Linked DNA regions of Homo sapiens: regions 2 and 3 are each linked to region 1. Evidence: chromatin loops called from intact Hi-C (ENCODE). Cell type or tissue: Caco-2. All regions are shown on one strand. Region 1 holds the start of LOC124901236 (a long non-coding RNA gene). Region 2 has its middle 49 kb from the start of FOXQ1. Region 3 overlaps LINC01622 (long intergenic non-protein coding RNA 1622).

What was found. A loop is a pair of places that touch in the nucleus more often than their neighbours do. Peaks named below come from ENCODE experiments on the same cell type or tissue, not always from the same donor. Only the 100,000 strongest peaks of a DNase experiment are listed, where the experiment ranks them.
Region 2: it touches region 1 in a loop (4-fold over the local background); 3 of 110 quality-filtered maps call a loop at or near these places.
Region 3: it touches region 1 in a loop (5-fold over the local background); 3 of 110 quality-filtered maps call a loop at or near these places.

What each region holds. Positions count from the first base shown.
Region 1 is chr6:909,737-917,736 of GRCh38, forward strand. LOC124901236 (a long non-coding RNA gene) reads left to right here and starts at 1,645. Exons shown (of 4, transcript XR_007059393.1): 1 at 1,645-1,754; 2 at 3,222-3,338; 3 at 3,611-3,713; 4 at 5,548-5,687. In Caco-2, a CTCF peak has its summit at 3,300 (motif pointing right); a DNase peak (open chromatin) is centred at 3,325.
Region 2 is chr6:1,259,317-1,267,316 of GRCh38, forward strand. No RefSeq gene overlaps it. Among named protein-coding and RNA genes, the nearest start is that of FOXQ1, 49 kb to the right of the region's middle. In Caco-2, a CTCF peak has its summit at 3,985; DNase peaks (open chromatin) are centred at 4,185 and 4,835.
Region 3 is chr6:1,051,863-1,059,862 of GRCh38, forward strand. The region is part of intron 1 of LINC01622 (long intergenic non-protein coding RNA 1622); the gene reads right to left. Among named protein-coding and RNA genes, the nearest start is that of LINC01622, 45 kb to the right of the region's middle. In Caco-2, no CTCF peak of the experiment used is centred here; DNase peaks (open chromatin) are centred at 3,279, 4,359, 4,757 and 6,105; H3K4me3 peaks cover 180 bases.

The DNA.
Region 1 (8,000 bases):
GACATCATGTCATCAACGGTCTTCTCAGCTCAGAGCCCCTCACATCATCTCATGGGCCCCTTCTCCCTCAGAGCCCCTGACATCATCTCATCAACGGTCTTCTCAGCTCTGAGCCCCTCACATCATCTCATGGGCCCCTTCTCCCTCAGAGCCCCTGACATCATGTCATCAACGGTCTTCTCAGCTCAGAGCCCCTCACATCATCTCATGGGCCCCTTCTCCCTCAGAGCCCCTGACATCATGTCATCAACGGTCTTCTCAGCTCAGAGCCCCTCACATCATCTCATGGGCCCCTTCTCCCTCAGAGCCCCTGACATCATGTCATCAACGGTCTTCTCAGCTCAGAGCCCCTCACATCATCTCATGGGCCCCTTCTCCCTCAGAGCCCCTGACATCATCTCATCAACGGTCTTCTCAGCTCTGAGCCCCTCACATCATCTCATGGGCCCCTTCTCCCTCAGAGCCCCTGACATCATGTCATCAACGGTCTTCTCAGCTCAGAGCCCCTCACATCATCTCATGGGCCCCTTCTCCCTCAGAGCCCCTGACATCATGTCATCAACGGTCTTCTCAGCTCAGAGCCCCTCACATCATCTCATGGGCCCCTTCTCCCTCAGAGCCCCTGACATCATGTCATCAACGGTCTTCTCAGCTCAGAGCCCCTCACATCATCTCATGGGCCCCTTCTCCCTCAGAGCCCCTGACATCATGTCATCAACGGTCTTCTCAGCTCAGAGCCCCTCACATCATCTCATGGGCCCCTTCTCCCTCAGAGCCCCTGACATCATGTCATCAACGGTCTTCTCAGCTCAGAGCCCCTCACATCATCTCATGGGCCCCTTCTCCCTCAGAGCCCCTGACATCATCTCATCAACGGTCTTCTCAGCTCTGAGCCCCTCACATCATCTCATGGGCCCCTTCTCCCTCAGAGCCCCTGACATCATGTCATCAACGGTCTTCTCAGCTCAGAGCCCCTCACATCATCTCATGGGCCCCTTCTCCCTCAGAGCCCCTGACATCATGTCATCAACGGTCTTCTCACTCAGAGCCCCTCACATCCCATGCTGTCCCTCAGCTCCTGTGAGGCCCCCGTGTGCTCCTATAAAGACAGTCAATCAGGCTTCCTCCAATGCGCCACAGACAGGATCGTGCGGCTCACCTTTCTTCACTTTTGCAAGGATAACTTCTGATGTGCTCACAGAGGCCCCTATTTCCTTCTTTCATCCAGTCTGATACACTGAGTGTGTGGAAGAAGTCAGGCCTGTCGGACCTCAGTGGTCATCTATTGAATTCTGCTTTGCACGCTTTAGCTGGTGGTCTCACTGTATCCTGAGATGCACTTTTTTGGGAAAGTGGACATGGTGTTCCCCTGTTCTCCTTCATTGGCCCTAAAGGTTTCCCATTCCTTTTAGGCAAAAATGCAATGTACACAACTATTCCCATTTATTAATTTCTATGTTCCAGAAACTGTCCTAGACACTTTATATAAGCTCACTTAAGTCTCATGACCATCCTGTGAGGTTTATATTCTTGCACCCATTTTACAGATGAGGAAATAGGGTCAGTAGGTTGATTAACACAGCTGAATGGCAGAGCTGGATTCGATCTGAGGTCAGCCTGACTTTTCCTTCAGGATGATGCGCTGCTTCCTCTGATGAAGGATCAGGGATGCAGAATGGGACTGATGTACCTGTTCAACCATCCCACTCATTCTCCTCACTTTGCATGCTCTTCTCGGGGCCATCTACAGACAGGTGAGGGGCCCCCTACAGACAGGTGAGGGGCCCCAGGCAGACAGCTCCTTGGGACACTGAGCTCCACATTGAAATGTTACTCAAATGAATGCGCAGAGGAGCTGTGAGTGAGAAAGTAAGCCCTCCAGCGTGAAGAGCCCCGGAAAAGCCACCCTTGCTCTGGCACCTGTCATGCAGCCCTCACAGCAGTACTCCCATGGGGTATGGGAGGACAGGGGCACTTCTGTTGGTCTTTCCTTCCTCATGTTCGTCCCAGTAGGGCCTGGACCTGCAGCTGGGGCTTGGCGTCCCCTGGGGCCACAGCCACACAGACCAGCAGACCCAGCCTTGGGCAACTACACTAGCTGGATTAGAAAACTCCAAACATTGCACGGTGTTCTACATCCAGCATTTACTATTTTGTTAATCCGAAGGTAGATGCAAGAAAACACTGGACAGAAAGGAAGGTTCCAGCAGACAGCATCTCTAGCTCTCAGTAGGTAACAGCCTGGAGGACTCTTTGCCACCCCTAGGAAGGCCTGATCGGGGCATCCTTAGGGCTACTCTGTGGAACAGCCCCTTTCCTTTCTCCAGAGAAACCCGGGCTCCTGCTTTGCATCCTGAGAGGCTGAGAGGACCTCTTCCTGTGCATGCCTGAAGTAGAGAATCTTTGAGATGTAGAAAGCTTTCTATATACCAGTCATTTATTCCTGGTGTCCACATGGATTTCAGTCTGATCTGGGCAGAAATGTGCTCTGGGCGTCCCTGTGGAGAACTTTGCAGCAGCCAACTCAACTAGCAGCTAATGAGTTGTCATGTGAGCCTCACACAAAAACCTAGGCATCCAAGTGTGTGTGGTCATGGGGTGGGTAGAAATGGGGGGCAGACAGACACAGAGAGAGAGAAAGAGAGAGAGAGAGAGTTTAACAAGGTGAGCCCCAGGACAGGGATGAGTGTCTGTGGGACCCTTGAGATGGCTGGCTCATGGTGAGTGCTAAGTGCACATTTGTTAACTAAACAAATGAGCCAAATGACAAAAATGACAAAGTGTATTTTGATGCTGCTCAAAATGAGGGACTTATAGAACAAAGATAATGATTTCTGGTGAAATAGCCTAACATACTGACTGCTCTGAAGTCCTGAGTTTAGAAGGGGAGAGATTTGTCATATCCAGCTCCTTGCTACCATTCGGTCCTGAGGCTGAGACAGGACCCCTCGTGTCACATCAGCTGGGGTGCCCTCTGTCCCACCGTGATGTTGACGCCAAGGTGTCCACACCTCAGTGAAAGAATACTACCCTTCTACCAGGACCAAGGGTCTGGGTAAATTCCACTTCAGAATGCAGCCTTCTTTCCTGACAGGCACAGTTATTTTTGTCTTTTCATAACCCAGTTGCAGTAGGTCACACTCATCCTGGGCAATGCATTAAGCAGAGAGTTCTTTCTTATTATGCATTCTTTGGAAAAATAAACTCAATTTCCACTGCAGCTTTTGGAGCATGACGAGGGTGGCCCTGGAAGCTCCAGTTTCTGACTGAACTGAGTTGGTGAGCAGAAGCACATCATCTGCCAGGCCACAAGAGGACAGCAGTGGTTCGAGATCCAGGTCGCTGCTACCTCCTCCGTCAGGCTCCTTCCCCCGCTCCCCACCCCCCGCGCCCCCCTCCCCCGCCCCCACCTCCTGCCGGCATCAGAAGCACCTGCAGGATTTTAGGACTGACTTTGTCATGCTGTTCCAGGATTCTAATTTGCATGGGTCTTTATTGATGAATGTGCTGGAAAAACCCCAGAATGATATCAGCATCCCAAGCTGAAACCGGGCCATGCTTTCCGTCCTTCCAGAATATTCTGACATCACTGTTGTCTCTATTATCACAGACTCACTGAGAAAGTATGAGAAATGATTTACCTAAAAGAAAAACAGGAGCAAGTCCTTTTGTGTCTCCTGGCCCACGTGGTCAGAACTGGGGTAATAATGAAGGTATGGAAGAGAAAATACTCAACATTGCAGACTTGACATTTCCTTATCTTATGTTAGCCCCCTGGTTTTATCAAAATCTAAGAAAACTTTATGACTCATAACTTTCCTTCGTAACACAAGTATTTGACTCAAAAATGTTTATTGCATATTTACTATGTGTTGGGAATAGATGGTATGTGCTAGGAATACAGATACACACAAGCTGCTGTTCCAGGTGGGAGCTGTTCTTGGAATAGGCAGGAGGCAGACATGTGAACTAACGAGTTATAATTCAGCAAGCTGAAGCCAAGCTCAGGCCATGCAAAGGTCCTGTTGGGGGGAGCCCCGGGATGGGGGCACTGTGGCAGGGAGCCCCAGTGGGGGGCCACCGTTAGGATGAACCCAGGGAAACTGTGTCATGGCCAGGTGCTGTGCTGATGCTTTCCATACACGATCCCTTGCAGTTTGCATAGACTCAGGAGGCACGTACCAGGCTTAGACTGTTTCATAGCTGGAACAACTAAGATTCAGGAAAGAGTATCCAGTTGTCCAAAGTCTCCCAACTATTAATAATAAATGGGAGGGCTGAGATGGGAACGCAGGTGCTGACTTGAGAGCCCGGGCACTAACCACCACTGTACACCCCCTTCCCATCCTGGCCTCTGGGCTCCTGATGTGGACTCGTGCTTGCTGGCACCTCCTTCATGCGGTCACTAGAGCCAGAGGTGCAAGCAACAGGAGCTTCCCACTGCTTCACCAACCTGTGCATGCAGGAAGCAGCTTCTAGTCCCTTCTGCAGAGATGGCTGCTGGCAGCCTTAGGGTCGGGGCTCTGCACTGGGAACCCCACCCCTGCCTGGTCTGTGGTCAGGGCTCCTTTGGCCCTGTCAGCCAAAAAGCCATCATCACACCCACCCTGAGCTAAGGCAGGGGCCATGCATTGTTGGTTGTAATATTTCTTTTTTTTTTTTGAGACAGAGTCTCACTCTGTCGCCCAGGCTGGAGTGCAGTGGCACAATCTCAGGCTCACTGCAACCTCCGCCTCCTGGGTCCAAGCGATTCTCCTGCCTCAGCCTCCCGAGTACCTGGGGTTACAGGTGCATGCCACCACGCCTGGCTAATTTTTTTGTATTTTTAGTAGAGACAGGGTTTCACTGTGTTAGCCAGGATGGTCTCAATCTCCTGACCTCATGATCCATCCACCTCGGCCTCCCAACATTGGTTGTAGTATTTATTTTGCCAAGTATCATGCCTGACATGTTCCGTAATAATTCATTATAAATTAACAAATGAGTGACTAGAAGCACACAAATTCTGTTCAATTATGAGAAAAAGTTCCTGGTCTTACTGGTGACCTCCTAAAAGCCCCTCTGTAGGGGACTCTGTGGGTGAGCAATCCATGGTCTCCACATCATTGGAAGATTTTGGCTTCCCATCTTTGATGGACCCACAGAAGGGTTTCATGGTTCCTGACCTCAAGCTTCAGCATGTTGACATCAATTGTGCTGTCTTTCTGGACTTTTCATTAAATTCAATAACATCAAATTATAAGACACAGTAACTATTTCATGGCAGGCTCGCTGTCTTGAAACCATTCTTTTTCATGTTTACTCTCGAAATGAAAAGACAATTCTAGATTTAAATTGAAAGTATCCATTAGCGTCTATGAGTACAAGTGAGTGCAGAGTCCCATGCTTGGCACCTACCAGCCAGCATCATCTCTGGAGGCTGTGATGGGCACAGTGTGTATGCAGCACCGAATCTGTTTTCATAGATCTTCTCCCAGCATATCTCTCAGGCTCGAGAACGCTGTGTATTCAATTCCCTCATTCTTCAAGTCTTTTTTGTTTGTGCAGTATGCTGATGTGAACTGTGACGGCTCTGCAAGACACCTGGCGGAGGTTTCGATGATGCTGAAGTTCTCAATGTTGCCGTATGTCAATAGTTTGATGGAAAAATAAATCTGTGAAGTTTAGAGGTTGGGGATTGGCCCCAATAGTTTTCTTCGTAGCCATGCTCCAGTCCAACCAAGTGATGTAGCCTCAAAAGATTTTCCTGTGTGTACTCTGCACCAAGGAGACAGCACTGCAGTGAGATGTATGAGAGACCATTCAAGTATAGGAAACATCTCTGATTTGATTGTGTCCCACCCCTAGCCATGTCCTGCTGCCCCTTGGCCACCTGCACCCCTGGAAGGTGACCAGATCTGAGCACCTCATATCAAGCCCCCACATTTTTTTTTTTTTTTTGAGACGGTGTCTTGCTCTGTTACCCAGGCTGGAGCACTGGAGTGCAATGGCGCAATCTCACCTCACTGCAACCTCCACCTCCTGGATTCAAGTGATTCTCCTGCCTCAGCCTCCTGAGTAGCTGGGATTAAAGGCACCTGCCACCACGTCCAGCTAATTTTTGTATTTTTAGTAGAGATGGGGTTTCACCATGTTGGTCAGGCTGGTCTCGAACTCTTGATTTTGTGATCCACCCACCTCAGCCTCTCAAAGTTCTGGGATTACACATGTGAGCCACTGCGCCCAGCCCAAGCCCCCACCTTTCTAGGTAAGCTTATGATCACAGCTGATAGTGAGATATGAAGCGGCTGGGCTTCTGGGTCGGGTGGGGACTTGGAGAACTTCTCTTTCTAGCTAAAGGATTGTAAACGCACCAATCAGTGCTCTGTGTCTAGGTAAAGGTTTCTAAATGCACCAATCAGGACTCTGTAAAAATGGACCAGTCAGCACTCTGTAAGATTGATCAATCAGCAGGACATAGGCAGGGCCAAATAAGGAAATAAAAGCTGGCCATCCAAGCCAGCAGCAGCAACCTGTTCAGGTCCCCTTCTCGGCTGCGGAAGGTTTGTTTTTTCGCTCTTCATTGTTGCTGCTCACTCTTTGGGTCTACACTACCTTTAAGAGCCGTAACACTGCGAAGGTCTGCAGCTTTCCTCCTGAAGTCAGTGAGACCGCGAACCCACCCAGAGGAACAAACAAGTCCAGACGTGCCACCTTTAAGAGCTGTAACACTCACTGTGAGGGGCCTGGGCCTTCATTACTTAAGTCAGCCAGACCAAGAACCCACTGGGAGGAACCAATTCTGAACACAATAGTATTACAGGGTTTCAGAGTCATAAATGAGTTATACAGCAAATACAAGAAGAGTTTTAACTAAGTTTCTGTCTGGTGTGGCTTTCTCTGTAGTATAGGTAAAGATGTACAGTTCTAGGAGACACATATTAGGTTGCTATATATTGATAAGTTAGAAACTACCACTTCTGGGTCTTTTCTCATCAAATTATACAGAAAAAGAAGTCACGTCTAAGGTATTATGGAAAAAGTTCCACATCACCATGGAAAACCTGTGTTCTTTGTCCGCCCCTAGAATGTATAAACCTATAACCTTCTGTCAATCACTTAAACTCGCAGAGTCACGGTTTCTACAGCTGCCCAGTGGAGATGATGGTGCCCTGTCTACCTCATGAGATTACTGTGGGGAGAAGATAGGAAAAGTAATTTTAACTACAAAGCCCTATACAAATGTTCTTATTGACCACTGTGATATATATTTTCCTCTCTGGGCTCTTCATATCCCAGGTCTTGTGTATTTTATAAGTATAGTTGACCGTTGAACAACATGAGTTTGAGCTGTGAGTGTCCACTTACATGTAGATTTTCTTCTTCCTCTGCCACGCCTAAGCCAGCAAAACCAACCCTCCTCCTTCCTCCCACTTCTCAACCTACTCAATGTGAAGACAAGGATGAAGACCTTTATGATAATCCACTTCCACTTTGTGAATAATTAATATACTTTCCTTCCTTATCATTTTCTTAATAACATTTTCTTTTCCCTAACTTACTTCATTGTGAGAATATAGGATATAATGCATACAACATACACAATATGTGTTAAACCACTGTTTATGTTGTTGAGAAGGTTTCAGTCAACAGCAGGCTATAAGTAGTTAAGTTTTTGAGGAGTCAACAGCACGGGTCAGTGGCACTCCTGACCCCTGTGTTATTCAAAGGTCAACTGTACAGTGTTTGCCAGGAGGCTATGATGTGCCTGAAAGTGCCAAGCATCAGTTCCTGTTTACCACCTTTCCAAGTTCCTTTCTTCAGTAAATACTGATGTGACTACTTTGCATCAGGAACTCTGGTGGGCACTGGGGAGCCAAGCATGATGGCCATGCAGCCCCTGTCAAGAGGAGGAGATGGATGGCCAACGTCCTCATGCTCATCAGAGCTAAACAATGAAGCAGATCACAGGGGCTACTCCAGGGACACTCACCAAAGCCAGAAAGGCACTGCCCCCAGGA
Region 2 (8,000 bases), 350 kb after region 1:
GCTCATTCACAAGGCACCTATTCACTCAAGAGCTCTGATGTAGACGTACAAGAAGATTAATACATTGTTTTCATGCCTGCTAACACAACATCCATTCTGCAGCCCATGGATCAAGTAATAACTTCTTCTTTTAAGCCTTATTATTTAAGAAATACATTTCATAAGGCTGTAGCTACCATAGATAGTGATTCCTTTCATGGATGTGGGAAAAGTAAATTAAGAACCTTCTGGAAAGGATTCACTATTGTAAATGCCATTTAGAATATTCATGATTCATGGGAGGAGGTCCAAATATCAACATTAACACGAGTTTGGAAGAAGTTGATTCCAACCTTGATGGATGACTTTGAGGGGTTCAAGACTCCAGTGGGGGAAGGAACTGCAGATGTGATGGAAATAGCAAGAGAACTCGAATTTGAAGTGGAGCCTGAAGATGTGACTGAATTGCCACAATCTCATGAACAAATGTGAATGGATGAGGAGTTGCTTCTATAGATGAGCAAAGAACATGGTTTCTTGAAGCACAATCTACTCTTGGTGAAGATGCTGTGAACATTGTTGAAATGACAACAAAGGATTTAGAATATTAATATTACATCAATTCAGTTGAGTAAGCAGTGGCAGGGTTTGAAAGAATTGACTCCAGTTTTGAAAGAAGTTCTACTGTGGACAGAATGCTATCAAACAGCATCACGTGCAACAGAGGAATCTTTCATGTAAGGAAGAGTCCATCGCTGAGGCAAACTTCTTTGTTGTCTTATTTTAAGAAATTGCTACAGCCACCCCAGTCACCACCCTGATCAGTCAGCAGCCAACAACAGCGAGACAAGACCCTCCACCAGCAAAAAGATTGTGACTCACTGAAGGGCTTAGATAATCAGCATTTTTTAGCAATAAAGTGTGAGCAACAGGTGTGAGCCACCGCACCTGACTGCTACTGTAATTTTTACTACAGGGGAGAGCCCGTGGTTCTAGAAAGCGATGGTAAGGCTTATGTCAGCAGAGAAAATAAGTAAAAATGATTCTAAGAATATTTTAAGAAGTTATTCTAATTTGTTTGAGTGTTTAATTCTTCTTTCCTGTTGTTTTTCTTCCCTTTGAAGGCATTAACGATGGTTTATGTGAAGGGTTGTAGCTTCTACTCTATTTGGTCGGTTATTTCTTTTCTTTTCTTTTCTTTTTTTGAGACAGAGTCTCGCTCTCTTGCCCAGGCTGGAGTGCAGTGGCGCAAACTTGGCTCACGGCAAGCTCCGCTTCCCGGGTTCACGCCGGTCTCCTGTCTCAGCCTCCCGAGTAACTACAGGCGCCCACCACCACGCCCTGCTAATTTTTGTATTTTTAATTAACTTAAGTACATTTTTAGACATACTGCTATTTGTTGCACACTTAATAGACTACAGTACAGTGTAAACATGACTTTTATATGCACTGAGAAACCAAAAGTTTGTACGACTCGCTTTACTGTGATGCTCACTGTGCTGCAGTGATCTCAAACTGACCCAGCAAATGGAACTGAGGTCTGCCTGTATTTTGAGAGAGAGACCCAGCAATATAACTGAGGTATGCCTGTATTTGGAGAGGGAGACCCAGCAATATAACTGAGGTCTGCCTGTATTTGGAGAGGGAGACCCACCAATATAACTGAGGTCTGCCTGTATTTGGAGAGGGAGACCCAGCAATATAACTGAGGTCTGCCTGTATTTGGAGAGGGAGACTCAGCAATATAACTGAGGTCTGCCTGTATTTTGAGAGGGAGACCCAGCAAATATAACTGAGGTCTGCCTGTATTTTGAGAGGGAGACCACAATCACACGCGTAATAATATGTAATAGCTATTACAATTTATTGTTATAATTATTTTATTTCATTACTAGTTATTGTTGTTAACCTCTTATTGTGCCTAATTTATCAATTGAACTTTATCATAGGTATGTATGTATAGGAAACAACAGAGAACATACAATATATAGGGTTCCGTGTTATCCATGGTTTCAGGCATCCACTGGGGGTCTTGGGATGTATCCCCCAAGGAGAAGGGGGTGCTCCTAATGTGGTTGCCCTCCCAGTCTGCTGCAATTGATCTCAAAATACAGAAGAAGAGGAATCCAAATAGAAAGAGGCCAACGTCCAAAAGAAATGGCGGGACCTTGGGTGCAGGTCTTACAATGTCAGTTAAGACATTATCTCCTAAACCCCTTTCTTGGTGTACATGAAAGAAGGAGGAGATCACAAACTATCAGCACTTTGCAGAGACTGCAGCACATGGTGATAAAGGTGGTAGAATATATGAATTAATGAAACATTGTAGGGAATCCTGTCCAACTTCTTATTTTAGCAGAGGATAAAAATGAGATGGAGAGGATTGAAATGTTCTGCTTAAGGTCACTAAGATAGTTTGTGGCAAAGCTAAGGTTAGATCCTCAGTTTCTTGACTCGTCATGGACTCATAGAATCCCAGGGTTTGGAGGAATGGCCCAGACAAACCAGCCCTAAAATACTTAAAGCACTGTTTCCACATGCAGCAGGTGCAGGCCCAGTTTACTTCCAAGCTTCTGAGTGATGAGATCTCATTGCTTCCCAGGACAGCCCATCCTGCCTTGGACAGCTCTGAATGCTGGAGAATTTCTTAGTTTCCACCCCACTTCTGCCCTTGTAGTCTTACAACACAAGCTTTGCCCTGTTTTCCTTGGTCCTCAGAGTCGATAGTAGCTGTGAACCCTCTAGGTTCTCTGTCATTCTTCTGGAGGCAGTGTCAGGGCCTTTTGCAATCTGGTCCCTGTGCTTTGGGTCTATTCTGTCTTTGTCTTCTTAAATATGATGCCTAAAACTGAATGCCAGTACTCCAAAAGTGGTTACCCTAGCCCAGAGAAGGCGAGGCAGTGCAGCATTCTAGGAAATATTCCACCATAATGTAGCCAAAGATGGACGGAACAAACATATGAAAACCACCTCCTGCCCTAAGCCCTGGATTCTCGTCATCCTCACTGCTACTAAGCGCCATGGCACCCTTGGGGTACTAGTGCAGTTAATTCTTTGAGCCCAAGTGAAGAGCCTTTTTATTTAACCTTTTAAAATGTCATTCTAATACAATATGATAATAATATTGTAGACATTAATAGATAAGAATATTGTATTTTATACTCTGGATATTTGGCAAGAGAGTCAATTTTAGGCACTTTTATTGCAAAAGACGGTGATGACATGAGATAGCAGATATGTTAACTGGCTGGACTGTGGCATTCACTTCACTATGCATACATATATCAAAACATCATGTTGCATGCCTTAAAAATATACAATGAAAAATAAATAAAAATTAGAAAATAAAATGGCCTTCTGTCTTGTTCAGCCTTTTCTTCTAACCTGTGCTGTGAGGCCCTTTCGGCTCCTGATCCTGACTGTCCTTCAAAACGTGTGGTTTACCACTGAGCAGGACACAGTTAAGGCTCGCAGCTCAGCACCAGAAGTGTCTGTGAAAGCCGCTGCTGGCCATGGCTTAGACCAGCCTTTGTTGGGTGTATTCCCTGGACCTGCCAGGGAACGGCCACCCCAACCACCTCTGGCCCACATGCCTTTATTTTGTACACAAGGATATCATCACGAGAGACTGTGCCAGATGCAACCACTGTGGCTCCAGCATTTCCTTGACCTACCAGTCTAGTGGCCCCGTCAGAAGAAAGATGAATTTGCTTTCACATGATTTGTGCCTGTGAACCTGGTGTTGTGCGTGTGCCACAATGGCCCCGCCGCTCTAGCAAATATTGATGAATGTGCCCATGCCCTGCTGGTCAACCCTGCCACATGAAAGACCGATTTAAAGCAGGGGATGGTCCCTGATGAGGCCTCTAGGCTCTGACACCCCAAGACTCATCTGGGCATGATCTATGGGAGCTAGCCTGCCCTTTGCTTCCTGGGCTTATGGAGGACAGAGGCCTCTATCCTCCAGTGGCTCACACCTGTAATCCCAGCACTTTGGGAGGTCAAGGCGGAAGGCAGGGGGCACTCCAGAGCTGCTGTCCTTACACGGTCCCCAAGGAGGAACTTGTCCACTCTACTGCAAGCACAGTCCCCAGCCCTTTCTCATCTTCGGCACTCCTTGCCCGCTCCCTGAAACAGGGAGGTAGGCCCTCGCCTACCTTTTCTTCCCCTCTTGGCTCCCTGCAGGGCTGTTGCCACCTCTCCCTAGTCTCCACCAAAGCTAACAGGAAGCACTGGCTCTCAGGTCTCTTGGGGTCAGCTTTATGAATTTATGGTGCTGAAGGACTCCACTACAGCCACAGAATTCCAGCCTGTTCATTCCAATCCAGTAAAGCATTCCAATCAAACCAAAGGAAAAAAACTACGGAGCCCATAATCCTCCCGTAGACCAACAAACATGCCGCTTATCAGTTTGGATTCCAGAGGAAAGAAGGGCTCCCCATATAATAGTGATGTAAGAACCCTCTGTGTTTGCAAAACCACAATCTTCCTGATCAGAGTGCCATCTAAAATTATTACAAATAGGTCAGTAATCTCTGCCTTCAGCACAGAGGGGTCCTTTTACATTTTTTCCCTGGTTTGTTGTGTGTTATTTTTGCCATCATTCTTCAGTGTGTAGGTGGCATCATCGCCAGGAGGCAGAGACAGTAATAAACGAGCTTTCGGGTGTTGCCACTCTTTAAAAAAATCCTTTAACGAGTGGTTCTGAAGGCTGAGGTCATTGTCAGGTGCAGCCTGAGAGGAGGAGAGCCTCCTCGGTGGGGATCTTGAAGGAACACTGTCCACTTCAGTGCTCCACGACATGAGCAGCACAGCTGGCCTCAAGAAGGCTACACATACCGTCCACATGTTGGATCCAGCTGAATCGAACACGGCCAACCCTTTGAACTGCTTCAGCAAATAATATTTGACGCTTGGAATGCAGATAGCACTGTACATATTGTGTATGTTTCAAAGTGGCAGAGCACACCTTACTTAATCTGTCCTAACAACATACTGTAAGCACAGACCTTTTAACTCTTTGTGTTTAGAGTTAAGGATTCAAACTCTGAGAATTTGAAGGGGTCAAGATTGCTGGGCTAATTAGCAGACAGGTCAGGACTAGAATTGAGGTTTCTTTAACCCAAGACGTAAACTTTTCAGGGAGAGAATTAGGGAAAGAAAATGGAAGAACAATGGTGTTGGACCCAAATAGACTTGGATGCCAATCATGGCTTTCCTTGTTACCAAACAAAACAGATGGCCTAGGACTAGTTACCTAAGTGCTCTGAATTCTAGTCCCCTTAGCTGTAAAATGAAAGTATTTCCAACCATCAGGATGATGGTGAGAAATGGCACATGCAGCCTGCTTGACATGTGCTAGTTATTACCATAATGGCACCGAGTTTCTACTTAACGTCCTCACTGCACCACAGTGCCATCCGAAGGGCACCGGCAGGCGCAGTGTCTCACACCTGTAATCCCAGCACTTTGGAAGGCTGAGGTGATGGGATAGCTTGAGCCCAGGAGTTTGAGACCAGCCCAGGCAACATAATGAGACCTTATCTCTACCAAAAACATTTTTTAAAGTTAGCTTGGTGTGGTGGCATGTACCTGTAGTCCCAGCTACTCTGGAGGCTGAGGTGGGAGGATCACTTGAGCCCAGGAGTTCAAGGCTGAGGTAAGCCATGATCGTGATACTGCACTCTAGCCTGGGTGACAGAGATCCTGTCTCTAAAACAAAACACAAATACAAAGTGCACCCCACGAGTCACGTGTGAAAGGAAATGTTTTCCCAAGAGAGTCTCCTTTCATTGTTAAGCATTTTGGGGACCCTGCCTACTTTATCACCCCCTTTGAAATTAGCATCTTATGAGCTGCACCAGACTTCAGTCTCCAGGAAGGCAGGAACATACTGGTGTTTCTTATACAAAGCCTGCACACAGTCCACACCCAGTGAAAATTGCTGAATGAGCAATTATGAGGCGTTCTGCTCCAGGAAAGAAAAAAGAAAAACTAACTTTGTGGAACCAAATTTCCAAAACTTGCATCGCAGAGTCTGTCTTTCTCTGAATACCTGAAAGCTGCCTTAAAAATGCTGTTGTGGAGGGTCTGGTGTGTTCCAGCCACTCTCTGGGTAGGGGAAGTCTGTGGGGAGGGGGAGGGCGCTAGGTGGAACCCAACGGGTTTTCCATTCCAGCCATTCCCAATTTTATAAGCCCCCCCAACTCTGGGCTGACTTTTCTCATACCCAAGGATGTCACTGACTTCCTTTCTCTGTCCACCAATTCATTTAGAAAATGCAAATGCTAATTTCACTCTTAGTCTATAAGGAAAAAATAATAATTAGGAAGGTTAGTACAAGGCACATTTGCAATGTATTTCAAAAGTAAATTAGAACTTTCTCTTATAGGCATTAATGGATTAACTGAATCCTGGCTCCTACATGTTAGCCTGAGGTCAAGAGTTAAAACAACATTGAAATATCTTCCTAATCACAAAGAAATTCCAAATCAAGTCATTTCATTTGCACAGAAGTCTTGTAAATGTGATCTTTGCAGAGGGAAAGCACTCCATGGAATGAAGGGGAAGAAGGAGCAAGGGTACGGGTCCCAGTGGTCCCAGCCTGGACTCTTCCTAGCTGTTGAGCACAGCTGAAAGAACAGAGCAACACTCGAGGCCAAGGTGGAAAGAGCTTCCTTTCCTTGTAGGCCACTGACCTTACACTGGAACGAGCACCACCAGCAAACACCTGTGATGCCAATCGTCTTGCAGGTAGGAGAGATCCATCCAGGAGTGGGATGGACTCGACATAAGCTGCAGGTGTGATTCCTAAAGGACGTGCTACTCAAACACCATGGAGGCTCGGCAGCAAAAAGCTGGTGGCGGGGTTGCAAATTGCCAAGCACACCTGACACTCATGGCCCTACACGCTCATTCAACTGTTAAGATACGGAATAGAAATCTACCCCCTGGGCAACCCAAGTGTTCATTAACAGATACAAACAAACTGTGGTCCATCCACACAACAGAATATGATTCAGCCTTTAAAAGGAAGGAAACGCTGACATGGGTTACCACTGGATAAACCTTGAAGACATAGTGCTCAGTGAAATAAGCCAGTCACAAAAGGATGAGCGCTGTGTGATTCCTCTTATAGGAAGCACTAAAGTAGGCAAATCCATAGAGACAGAAAGTACAGTGGAGGCTGCCAGGGTCACGAGAGGAGGAGTTATTGTTCAATGGGTAGAGTTTCCATTCACAAGACTAAAAAGCCCAGAGACGGATGGTGGTGACGGTTTCCCACAGTGTGAATGTGCTTAACACCACTGGACTGTGTGCCTAAAATGATTAAATGGTTAATTTTATATTATATATATATTACCATAATTAAAAAGAATAGCATCAGTAGGGCCAGCACAATGGCTCACACTTGTAATCCCCGCACTTTGGGAGGTCAAGGCAGAAGGATTGCTTAAGCCCAGAGGTTAGAGACCAGCCTGGGCAACATGGCGAGGCCCTGTCTCTACAGAAAATCAGCTGGGCATGGTGGCATCTGCCTGTAGTACAAGCTACTCGGGAGGCTGAGATAGGAGGATCATCTAAGCCCAGGAAGTTGAGGCTACAGTGAGCCACTGCACTCCAACCTGGGCAACAAAGCAAGAAGACCCTGTCTCAAAGGAAAAAAAAAAATAGCACCAGCTATTTTTAAAAAATCCCCCATGGAAGTCAGGAACACTTTTATTCACTACTTCCTCAGCATCACAAAAGGTGTTTCTTCCCCATCCTGGTCTCCCAGCCAAGGATAAGCATTATAAATGCTGGTGCTTTGAGAGAAGTTGGGCTACTTCTAAAGTGGTGGTTTCTGTTTAAGCCTGGAATTTGCTCTCCCAGAGGATCAAGGACCATGTTGAGGCAGTCGGGCTGTGGAAAGCTCTGTGGCACCCCAGCACACTTTTGATTTCAACAGCATTGTCTCTAGCCGTCAAAGCATCCCTCTTTGGGCAGAAGTTTTCGATGACTGGCATTCTTTCACAATTCTT
Region 3 (8,000 bases), 140 kb after region 1:
AGTGCTCTTCTAACCCATTTTCTTCTTACTGAGGTCTGCATTCGTCTGTTGGATCTGCCATAACGAAATCCACAAATGAGGGGGCTAAAACAACAGTCATTCATTTCTGCACAGTTCTGAAGGCTGGAAGTTCCAGAGCAAGATGTGGGCAGGATAGTTGTCTCCTGAGGCCTCTCTCCTTGGCTTGTCAATGGCTGTCTTCTCCCTGTGTCTTCACATGGTCACCCCTCAGTCTGTGTGTTGTCTTAGTCCTAATCTCTTTCTATGAGGCCATCAGCCATCACATTAGGGCCCACCCCTATGACCTCATTTTACCTTAATTACCTCATTAAGACCCTATCTCCAAGACAGCACATTCTGAGGTCCTGGGGGTCAGGACTCAATGTATGAATTTTAAGGAGAACAGAATTCAGCCCACAACAAGGTCCCTGCAGGAAGAGCTTTTGAGGGTGACCCCTTACCAAGATCTATCCTCAAGGACGACATCAATATGTGAGCCAGTAGTGTCTTCTCCCAGCGTTCCTGCAGCTGCCAGCCTTGAAGATGCAAAAGCACCCTGTGTGCTCTTTGGTCCTTCTTTGCCCGAGACACCCTGTACTCCCCACACATCCTTGGTCACTGGGTTCTGGATCTCACCACCTCTTCATGAAGATAGTACCTCTAGCTCCTCTTTCATGAGGCTCAGAGATGAGTCCCCAAGGCTTGGCTGGTGGTAGGTTTCTGTGACCTGTCCACCTGAGGGTGTATTCAGAACCACTTCTCCCTTCCTGACACTAGTTCATCTCACTGGAAAATGAGTTCATTCCCAAAAGGATCCATAGCCCCCCATCCTTCTGATGCACTTGGCATTGCCCAGTAAGCTGTGACTCCTAAACAGTGGGCTGTGTGGAATGATTTGTGCTTCTATGTTTTGCTCTTAAAAGACAACTTTCACAGAAGGCTTTTTATAGGTATGTTTTCTGTAGGCTTTTTATGGTATCTTTCTGAGATACTTTTGCTGTTGGTACTTCATAGCCTCTGTCATAAACTAGGATGGAGGCCGGGTGCGGTGGCTGATACCTGTAATCCCAGCACTTTGGGAGGCCGAGGTGGGTGGATCATGAGGTCAGGAGATCGAGACCATCCTGGCTAACATGGTGAAACCCCATCTCTACTAAAAATACAAAAAATTAGCCGGGCATGGTGGTGGGCGCCTGTAGTCCCAGCTACTTGGGAGGCTGAGGCAGGTGAATGGCGTGAACCCAGGAGGCGGAGCTTGCAGTGAGCCGAGATCGTGCCATTGCACTCCAGCCTGGGTGACAGAGTGAGACTCTGTCTGAAAAAAAAAAAAAAAAAAAAAAAAAACTAGGATGGAATTTCATGAAAGCTTTGAAAGAGGAGGGAGAAAAAGAGTGAGCAACCAAGTGACTACTTACTCTATGAGGACAGGGGCAGTGTCTGTCCTTTTCACCCATGTGTACTCAGTGCTTATCCAGTAATTGACACATAGGAAAACATCAATAACTGTGGATTGTTGAAGGCATATGTGGCAATGGTAACTAAGCACTTGAACAAGACAGAGATCCAATAACTAATTATCATTTGGAGCTTAAATCATATTCTCTGGGTATTTTTTTGAGCAAAGACATACTGGAAGTCTTAGTCCTCCACAACGGACCCCAATTTAGGTCCGAAAACTCACATAGGCATAACCATAGCCATGAACATAAACACAACCACGGACACAGACACAGACATAAACACAACCATAGCCATAACTACAGATGTACATGTAGACATAAACATAGTCATCAATGTAGGTATCAACAGCAACACAGAAGTAGACATAGACCTAGACATAGCCATAGCCACAGCCATAGACACGGCCATCAACACAGACGCAGACATCAACAGCAACGTAGACATAGACATAGTCATTAATGTAGGTATCAACAGCAACATAGACGTAGACATAGACCTAGACATGGCCATAGCCACAGCCATAGACATAGCCATCAACACAGACACAGACATCAACAGTGACGTAGACATAGCCATAGACATAGCCTAGCCACATCCATATATATAGCCATCAATACAGACGCAGACATCAATCGTGACATAGACATAGCCATAGACACAGCCATAACCAGAGACACAGACATCAACAGCAACATAGACATAGACATAGCATAGCCGTCAACATAGACATAACCATCAACATTGCCATCAACATTGACACAGACATAGCCATCAACACAGACATCAACAGTGACATAGACATAGACAAAACCATAGACATAGCCATTAACATCGACATCTACACTGATATCGACGTAGACAAAACCATAGACATAGACATAAAGGTAGCCATAGCCATAGAGGCAGACATAAATATAGACGTAATCATAGACACAGCAGATGTAGCCGTAGACACAGCCATAACTGCAGCCATACCCACAGACACAGACATGCACATATTCATATCAGTAGTTCTTTGTCTTCTGTGGACACTGCTCAAGCAAAAGAAATTTGGAAACAGGAAATTCTACTCACTAAGAGTGTTTCTGTCCCATTTCTAGCATCTTCTCAGCCACATAGTACAGTGTGTGCACCATGGTTTCATAGTGTTCTGGATGCTGCTGGGGAAGTAGTGACTATCCCCCTTCAGCACACCCATGGCACAGTACACATCCTGGATTCTGCAAGCCATATCTGGCACTGTTGCCACTTCATCAGTTCATATTGTGGGAGGAATTAAGATGTGAGCCACCGCGCCCGGCCAATCATGACACTTTTGACGTGTTAAGTCAGATAATATTTTGTTGTGGGAAGCTGTTCTGTGTATTGTAGGCTACTTAGAAACACCCCTGGTCTCCACCCACCGCTGAGGGCCAGGGACCCCCTTCCCCTTGTGGTGACAATGGAAAGCATCTCCGACTTTGGCAAATGTTCATCACCTCCTCCCTCCCCAGACACCGGTTGACAACCAGTGGCCCAGCACACAGGGAACAGAGTGGGGAATAGATATGGGAAAGGAATTTCTAGAAATCTCCAGGAGCTCACCACTGTGGCAGCAGGGATGAGGAAATACATCAAAAGGTGATCTAAGTGGGAATTAATTTGATCTTGGCTTCCAACAGCTCCCCTTCCCCATCTTCCTGCCTCCTCCACCCCCACCGGCTATGCACATTCTTTTCTCTTTCACTGAACCTGTTCCAGTATCTGTGCAATCCTCCAGATCAAATTCATTTGCCTTTGACAATTGCCCCTTTGATTCCATGTGGAGGGGGAGGGTGGGCTGTCCCGTCCTGCGGTGAGAGGCTCCTTTCGGTTCCCTGTGATCTCCCTAGGTGTATAGATTGCAAAACTCAGGTATAGACAAGGAGCTTAGACAATAGACAGACTCATTAGGGAGCCCTTTGAAGTGAGCAAACAAGGCAGTGGCAGACGCCTCCTCTTCCCCTTTCTCCCTCTCTCTTTCTTCCCGTCCTTCATTCCAGATGCCCATGGTGGGAACTGGCAAAGCAAAGATCGAAAAGGATGGAATGAGGAAAGAAGTGAGTCTTTAGAGGAGATGTGGAAGCTCCCCGTTGCCTCCTCTCCTCACTGGGCAGTGAGCCCAGGAGGCAGCACCCTGCACGGTCACCTGAGACTGGACCTGAGGCTGGGGGAGGCACTTCTGAGGCCAGACCTGGTGTTACTGTGGGGGCTGCAGGGGATGGGTGCTGGGGTGCAGATGACAAGCAGGCTAGATGGACGTAAAGGCATGGCCTGAAACGTGTCGGAGGGAACAACTCTTCTCTACTCCAAACTTCCTTTCCACATGTGGGTGAGAAAAGTCCACTTAAAATCTCCAGCCCCTGCCTTTCCTCTCTATCCTCGGAAATCTGTCCATGCTCCAGGCCACGAGTACCCATCCCAGCGGGGGAATAAGACCTACCTATCCCCTGTGATTCCTGACTTCATGCCACTGCCCTGGAGAATAGCACAGGCTAAAGGTGCATTTGCATACGGAATAAATGCAAGGAGGCTGCTGCTTTGACCTTGCCTTATTCAACACAGAGACTGGAGGCTATCCTAAAAGAGCTAAGGCCAGCATGAGAACAAATGAACCACAGGGCATCTACTGTCAACTGGAGAAGACCCGTGAAAGCAATATTTCTAAAACAGCATGATAGCAGCTTTGAAAATCAAAGCAGGAGGACTTCCTGGGACTTCATGGAAAGAACCATAACATCTAGCAGGTCCCACTTCATGGAAGTCTTTGGCGGGGGGAGTGTCACCTCTGAAGTATCTTCAAGTCTTTGGACTTTGCACTGTGCACAGCAAGTTTTCTTGCTGGAGAGAAACCAAGCCCTTCACTGACACTACTTTCAGTGTTCACAACGCACTCCAGGGGAGGGGCTGTCAATCAGGCTTCGGGGTAAGTGACCTCACTCGGGCCAGTTAGAAAGTCAGTGGCACATCTGGAAGCAGAAGACTCCACAGCCGGCCGGACGAGGTGGCTCAAGCCTGTAATCCCAGCACTTTGGGAGGCCGAGGCAGGCAGATGACGAGGTCAGGAGATTGAGACCATCCTGGCTAACACAGTGAAACCCCGTCTCTACTAAAAATACAAAAAATTAGCCGGGCGTGGTGGCAGATGCCTGTAGTCCCAGCTATTCAGGAGGCTGAGGCAGGAGAATGGCGTGAACCCGGGAGGCGGAGCTTGCTGTGAGCCGTGATCCTGCCACTGCACTCCAGCCTGGGTGACAGAGCGAGACTCCATCTCAGAAAAAAAAAAAAAAAGGCTCCACAGCCCTGGGTGTCCTCATCTGGTGTCTGGGAGACAGTGAGCACCGCCTATCTGGGACACTGAGCCACCGGCAGCCTTGACAGAGCCAGGACATGCGGCCCCACACAGGGCAAACACAAGGAGTCGGTGTGCTGGCCCCTGGCTCCGGCCCCTCCGGGAGCTGCCAGAGACCCTGTGTTAGCTCTGTGCTATCTTCCAGGGGGCACACCAGATTCCACAACAACCCCCATCCTTTAAATAATATGGTCTCTCCTTTTATGAGCAAATTGCAAACTGTTTATCATGAGATTTTTTGAAGTATGACTTTTGTTATAAAAGATTAGAGAGTTTTTGCTGAGAAATAGAAGAAAACAAAAGAAAATAAACTATAGTCCCACACGGTTATGCAAAGATAACACAAAAGAAAATAAACTATAGTCCCACACTGTTATACAAAGATGACTATTGCTAACATTTTGTTTATATTCACCCAGTCTGTTCTTTGCAGGATGTACTTTTTTTGGGAGAGTTGATGTCTCCCTATGTTGTCCAGGCTGGTCTTGAACTCCTGGCCTCAAATGACCCTTCACTTTGGCCTCTCAAAGTACTGGGATTACAGGCCTGGCCAAGATGTACATTTTTAAAGATAAGCTATTTATCACTCTTCATTAATTTTCCCCAAATGCTTTTGCTTTTTGGAAGGTGTCACACATGTGTCACACACGTGATATGCAAGTGTGTCTTACTGCAATGGTTCTCCATGGTTTTCGATGGGCATTGTACTCACCTATGGAGGTTTTGAAAATATGGATGCCTGGGTTCTGACCCCAGAAGCCCTTTTCTTTTTAATTGGTTTGGGTGTGGTCTGAAAATCTGGATATTTAAACTATCTCCAGTTAATTACACTGTGCAACCCGTGTTGAAAATCTGCTCCTGGGTCTTCCTGCTAATGCCCTTTTCTGGCAAGCGCCAGCCTATCTGGGCCAGCGTCAGCCCTCCTGTGTTACACGGAGCTCACCAGAGCACAGCCTTCGCCCCAGTCCCGCTGCTGCTCCCTGCAGCTGTTGCTATCTTGCTTCCACCCAATGCTGTCCCTCAGCGCTCCCCTTCCACATCCCACCCAGTAAGGAACTACTCGCAGCGACCCCATGGCGACGTGATTTCTTTCTGCAGTGCAGACCTACTTGTTGTAGGCTCAAGGGTGGAGTTAGCAATTTAAAGAATTAAAATGTAGGTTGCCACCCATCTCAGCCTGGCATATGCTCCCATCATCCCCAGGAGGCAAGTAAAATGTATAGAAACCAGACAGCAGGTTCCAGCATCTAGACACCTGAGAACCATAAAAACGAGTCCCTGCTGGCTGTGCCGGCAGCCTCGTCTTCCTGGAGAAGATAAGAAGAGATTAAGATTGCTTTTGGAAGCACTCTAAATGCTAGGTTTATGATAAAGCTCATCTGCCACTTGCAATCAGAAAGTGCTAGTCCTGATAACAAGAGTATTAAACCTCTCCTGGCAGATTTCTGTGTCTTTTTTGAAAAACAACAAGATGGAGGTTTCTTTAATGCCTGTTCTTACCTTTCCTGTTTGTCTGGGACATGTGGATATCTTCAAAAAGCCCATACATTATCACTTGGGTATATGGGCAGCTTAAAACTATGTTTTGCAATATTTTACAGTTGTCCAATTGTCCCCAACCCCTTGTAGTTATGTCATTCTGCAGGTCTGAATGACATAACTAGAACTGATTTGAAGAAGAGTCCCAGTCATTACTGATACTGTGTTTCTTCCAACTCTTACACTCTGGGATCCCATATCCAGGGAAGAAGGCACTGTGGGGGTGAGTGCCCCAGCACGCTAGGCCTAACTGTGTTTTCCCACAGCGTGCTGGTCAGCAGACACAGAGTGTGGTGTGGCAATGACTGTATACAAAGCCTCTTGGTTTAAATAACTTCAGGCCAAAGTGTTGGCCAGGGTGAACCTGTTGACCAGGGGACACAAAGGAGGTAAACACTAAAACCTTTGGGACCCTCGTGCACTGTTGGTGGGAATGTAAAATGGTGTAGCCACTGTGGAACACAGTATGGCAGACCCACAAAAAATTAAACAAAAAATTATCCTATGACCCAGCATTTCCACTTCTGGGTGTGTACCCATAAGAATTGAAAGCAGCGTCTCAAACAGATTCCTGTAGAACCACATTCATAGCAGCATCATTCACAGAAGCCAAAAGATGGAAGCAAACCCAAGCATCCATCCTTAGATGAAGGAATCCATCAGGAAACACGGTCTATGCATACAGCATGGAATTCAGTGTCAAAAGGGAAGGAGGCCGGGCGCGGTGGCTCACGCCTGTAATCCCAGCACTTTGGGAGGCCGAGGTGGGCGGATCACGAGGTCAGGAGATCGAGACCATCCTGGCTAACACGGTGAAACCCTGTCTCCACTAAAAATACAAAAAAATTAGCTGGGCGCGGTGGCGGGCGCCTATAGTCCCACCTACTCAGGAGGCTGAGGCAGGAGAATCGCTTGAACCCGGGAGGCAGAGTTTGCAGTGAGCCGAGATCGCGCCACTGCACTCCAGCCTGGGCAACAGAGCGAGACTCTGTCTCAATAAAAAAAAAAGGGAAGGAAACCCTGACCCATGCTGCAACATAGATGAACCCTGAGGACCCCAGGCTCAGCGAGATAAGCCACTCATAAAAGGACAGATACTGCATGATTCCACTTACTTGAGGTTCCTAGACAGTCAAAAATCACAGAGACTGAAAGTTGAATGGGGGTTGCTGGGGCTTGGGGGAGGGGAGCGGGGAGCTACTGGTGAAAGGGGACAGAGTTTCAACTTGGGAAGGTAAAAAAATTCTGGAGATGGATGGTGCTGATGATTACACAACAATGTCAATCAACGATGCCACTGAACAGCACATTTAAAAATGGTTAAGGTGGTAAATGTATGTTACGTGTATTGTTCCACAATTTAAAAAAACTAAAAACTCAAAACCTTGCTTTTATGAACTTATACAGAAAACAACACAAATCTCCTCAATGTGATGGAGAATCACCTTTGTGTAAAGTGGCTTAGTTGCTGTAAGAGCTCAGAGAGGGGAATGTCAGGCTCGGGTGGAGGTGGGGATCTGAGAGGGACTGGGGCAGAGAGTCACGGGGTTGAGCCCTGCCGGTGAGGCAGGTTTCAGAGGCCGGAGGAGCCTGGGACTCAGGACAGAAAGAATTTTATTTTCCTCATGAT